2 separate regions of the Homo sapiens genome follow, and region 1 is linked to region 2. A link is a loop called in an ENCODE intact Hi-C map of the cell type or tissue named here. Cell type or tissue: MCF 10A. All regions are shown on one strand. Region 1 overlaps DCHS2 (dachsous cadherin-related 2). Region 2 overlaps TMEM131L (transmembrane 131 like).

Region 1 (2,500 bases), 680 kb before region 2:
ACATTGAGAAGAAGAAGAAGATAAATGGTTCTTTATTTCCTCTGTATATATAGCATAGTGGAAGAGGCATGGTGCTGGTGTCAGACTGCCTAGATTTGAATCCAAAACTACCATTTACTTATGCCATGTGACCTTGAACAAGTTACTAATTCTTTCTATTTCCCTACTTATCTGTGATATGGAGATAATAACAGAGCCTAAATTATAGTTTGTTATGAGTATGAATGAATTATTACTTGTAAAGAGCTTAGACCAGTGTCTGACACAATAAATGGTCAATATGTTAACTTTGTTACTATTTTTACTATTTTCAAACACTATGTCCAGACAAATGACTTCGGAGTAAACAATTACTATGGCTAGGAATTTATAAATTTCTTAGACTTGCTTTTCAACATCACTGTGGCTGTTTTGGCAACTAAGGTTCAGCAACTTTAACCATATTCTGTTTTTATCTTAAACAAAATAATTACAAAAATTACAGTGCTGTGTTTCTTATTCACAGCACATGCTGAATTTTTCCATCTGAACTAATATGAATAGTTTATATTCCCATTCACATGTGAAACACTGAACTAATGTAAATATGAATATTATATGAATATAAACTATTCGTGTTAGTTCACCTTAATAATCCGGTCTTTTAAAATTTACGTTTGTATATAGCAAATGGCATTATATATCAATGTAATATTTTGTTATATTTTTGCAAGAATTGTAATAGATATTTTTATGGAAATAGTATTAATAATAGCATTTCCTTGTACATTGTTAATTTAAGGGGCAAAAGATACATTTACTTGAAATTTTAAAGTAAATTATAAAATATTTGAATACTTTGCCCTCTTGGAAAACACTGTCTTTTAATGAAATGCATTTTACATGAATTTGTATGTGATGTTACTAACACTCTTTTCAAGGGCTAACCCAATTTTCTGTCTTTGACCGGAGTGGGGCAGTGTGATCAAAGAGTTTTTCTAAGAGTTGAGTCCGAAGCATGCTAACGATTGTTTGCTCCAATCTGTCCTTAGAACTTAGTACGTTTTTGGCAGTATTCATTTTTAGGGTGTCAGAAACAATGAAGAATATACATAAGCTTTGTGTTTCACAATAATTTTAGCTCAGTAAAGTTCTCTTAGAGTGTTCTCTGTAGAAACAGAGCAATACAGGGTGCTGAGCAATGCAAAAACTACTTCCCAAAGTATATAGACATATACTGAACTTATTGCTGATGTTGTGTGATTTTGCAAACAGTAAGGTATGTAAAATGCTTCCTCCCTTTGGCCTTGCTTTATTTTATGAATTTTATTTTTTTGTAATGGATTCTACTAAAAAGGCTCCTCTTGCTTTAATGCTTGAAGAGGGAGAAAAGAATTTCTCTCAAAATTTGCATATATTAACCAAAGAAAATTACCATAAATATATTCTTCTGATTTTTACTGTCAAGTTGCCCAGTGTTAATGTTATTTTCATTTAGAATGAATTATCTGCAACCTGCTAATTATAATTGAATTGAAACTTTATTATTCTAGAGATTATGGTATGCCAACTGAGAATTTAGGTACAAAATTATTGTTTTTCTGAATTAATGGATGATTGAAATACACATTAACATCTTCATGAGTCTCATGTAACCTTACATATTTTGGAGACAATTTTGATTTACTGGAAATCTCAGTGTTTTTAATGAGGCCAGGTCTGTTAAGTAGGTGGTTATGTAAACACATGTGAATATTTGTGTGTATGCACGTACTTTCGAATATATTTTCCCTCAATCTTTTTTTTTCTTTTTTGATTATTGGGTTAAAACAATGAAACAGGATTATGCATGAGAATTAAATGACTTAGTCAAGATTTTAACATAACTGGCATTACACTGGAATTTATGAATGGTTTACTTTATAGTACGTATTTTTTTAAAAAAATACCACAGTGTTCCTTAATACTAGAGAGCTTAACATGTGTTTTCTAGCATTCTACGATGCAGTTTTTAAAAATGTAAGTATACAGTGTTATTTGGCATTCAAAGCCCACAGGGATTTGAGCACTGAATGTTTATGGTATATGACTCACATTAGCTCTAGCAGGAGTTTCTTCTTGTATCAAAAGGAAAAAACAACTACCAGATTTTAACTAAGGTATTAAAACTGCTGCAGCATTTGGTGCCATCAACAAGAGCGCCATTGTTAGTGAAAAAAGAGCTCCCCCTGCAGTGCCCTTCCCCCACTCCCAAGAGGAAAGGGTGCCCCACTGGGAATACCACTCACATTCGCTCAAAGGTGTCAAACGTAAAATAACTTAACAGTATATTGCCACACTGAAATATAGAATTCATTAGTGGATGTTATTCTCTATTCCATAAGAATGTATTCTGTTTCTGGGGTCATCTTCAATAAACTACATCTGGTTTTCTGGAATCCCTGGTGCTGCACTAGGTGTACAACTGCACCGCCTAAGTCTACACTTGGAGCCAGGGAGAAACACCTTATTTCATCAAATC
Region 2 (2,500 bases):
GTAAAGATCAGTGAGTCCACATAAAGACAGCTGTGTCACACAGAGGGCTGGCCCATGTTCAATTTTATCTACAAAGGACCATTGCTTGGTGTGTTTGGGGATGTTTTTCATTTGGGGTGGCCAGAATGTCAATGTCTGCAAGACCCCACCCATCTAATTATTACATGTCAGTTTCCTTCAGAGGGTGGCCAGCCCTGGCTTCTGTGATCTAAAAGAAGCAAGCCAGGCTTTGGCTGGTCCAAACCCAACGCTAAAGCTAGCTGAGACCAGGATTAAGGAAGCAGTGGAAACAATTCAGAGCTGCCCAGGGGTTCACGGCACAGGATGGGCAACACTGACCGGAGAGCTGATGAAACTGGCATGTCCCCAGGCAGCAGGCATGTTGGGTGGGGTGTTCCAGGTAGACTGAGAGTTGTGATCAATAAAGTCTGTCTGAACATCTGCAGGACAGGGGAAGCCATTGGCATAGTTCATGTTTTCTACAAAGAATGGGAGAATATCATCATAGGTAAACATTTTCATTGAGAACTGAATTCTCACTCTCAGGCAAAAAAGCTTTCAAGGTCTCACTATACTGACAAGTTACAGACATAAATACTTGGTCCGTGTGGACCAGGAGAGTCGTTGCAACATCATTCTCAAGATTAAAACTTTTTATCAGACACACAACCTGGGAAGCCCTCAATGTGGAAGGTCTTCCTCCTGGCTTGTTTTTCTCTATTTGATCACTTGATGGGAATCTTTCTATTACACAAAATACATTAAAATACTACTAGATATCTAAATAGTGTCAAGGTTCTTGCCAGTCTTTAAAATGTTTTTATTACCTGTCATGCCAACCTCAGCGACCTACACATATATCATCTGGGCTGATACAGCAATCCAAAACCAAGGACTCCTTAGATACCATTAAGAACATAATGAACACAGACCCTCACAATCATAACATTCCCAAAGCACCCCCTTGTGGTTAGCATGGAGCAATGCATGTATCAAAATCTAGATAAGAATGATACATCCCTTCCCTGAAAGGGCAGCTCTAGTATAAGAAACCATGATCCAACAGTAGTGCACAATAGAGCATTTTCCAGTTGACCAGGGATATCCCATAGCTCTCATTTTTTTATTATTACAGATGCTTGAGCCCAAGCATCTGCAATTTTCCACAATTTCCCCTCCAAGCTTCTTTCCTTCCTTCTGCAGCACCACCCAAGGGCAGAGAAGTTAAGGACATAATAGGAAGCAGGCCAATGTTTCTATTTCACATGGGACTTGACTGCCTAAAAAGAAGAGCGAGCAGCTAAAGCCCCGGCTTCCCAATGGATACCCAACAATGTTACATCTACATGGATCCAAATGACCTAGTTCTACCTAACTGGAAGGACTAAATGGATTAGGGTTATTTTTGAAGCCCCCAGACACCCAAAATTGAGGGCTTTTTGAGGGTCATATAAAATTATATATGGCATCAGTGCACAACTGGATCCACATGAAGCCATTCGGCAGTCTACTGCAAGCTCATTCTCAAAGTCTGCTCGCTGTTAAAAGGATTCTTCTTAGTCCACACACTTCCTGCTTTGACCTTCTAAGAATAAAATAATGGCGTTGGGATTGTCTGAAGAGCCCTTACCTTCTGGAAAGGCATTGTAATCGTTCAATTCCAATGGACAGTATGCGCTGGAAAACTGGCCTTCGCATGTTGCACTCCAATCAATGAAACTGCCACAAAAAACAAGTGGTCTAATCAGAAACAGGATGTCAAGACATCAAGTAAAGAAAATGGAAAATGATTTTACTGCCTAGCATCCTAATCACTGTGAATTCCCCAATTTTGGAAAATAAAAGATGTACTTTCTCAAGTCACAGAATCAAAGGCTTACTAAATGCTGATCACTAGTGACATGCCATCTGCAGGATGGACGGCTGGACTAGGAGCACACTTGTTTTTAACTATGCTTGTTAAGTCTAACTAGAGACAGAATAGAGAGCCGTGGCTTTATCAGCACTGTGAAAGAACAGCTGGAATACCTTTAAGTGTCTTTGTGCACATCTGAAGGACTTAAACATGTTCCATTAAAAACGTCCACTCAGAGCAAGACCAGCATTCATCTTAGACAAGCATAACTATAAAGACTATACTTCATTATACTTTGATCCCTATTGCAACCTAGATTCTTATTATAGAAATGAGATAGGAAATACTGTTGTAATAAGCTGAACCAAGAAAACCATCAAATGGATTCTGTGATTAAATATCTAACATTTTCTTAAGACTCCCTAATAGAATGACATATTAATGTCAAATAGCAAATTTGAGAAACTGCCATTGTGTAACTATTTTTCAATATTCAAATTATTTGATCTTTTAAAACTTTAAATTTGGGCCAGGTGTATTGGCTCATGCCTATAATACCAACACTTCGGGAGGTCAAGGCAGGAGGATAGCTTGAGACCAAGAGTTCAAGAGCAGCCTAGGCAACAAAGCAAGATCCTGTCTCTA

Evidence for each region. Peaks named below come from ENCODE experiments on the same cell type or tissue, not always from the same donor. Only the 100,000 strongest peaks of a DNase experiment are listed, where the experiment ranks them.
Region 1: a loop joins it to region 2, with 7 times the contacts of the local background. A loop is called at or near these places in 2 of 110 quality-filtered maps.

Annotation. Positions count from the first base shown.
Region 1 is chr4:154,312,922-154,315,421 of GRCh38, reverse strand. The region is part of intron 10 of DCHS2 (dachsous cadherin-related 2); the gene reads left to right. Among named protein-coding and RNA genes, the nearest start is that of DCHS2, 180 kb to the left of the region's middle. In MCF 10A, a CTCF peak has its summit at 944; no DNase peak of the experiment used is centred here.
Region 2 is chr4:153,633,411-153,635,910 of GRCh38, reverse strand. TMEM131L (transmembrane 131 like) reads right to left here. Exons shown (of 35, transcript NM_001131007.2): 33 at 1,631-1,719; 34 at 340-479. Among named protein-coding and RNA genes, the nearest start is that of TLR2, 50 kb to the left of the region's middle. In MCF 10A, a CTCF peak has its summit at 939 (motif pointing left); a DNase peak (open chromatin) is centred at 960.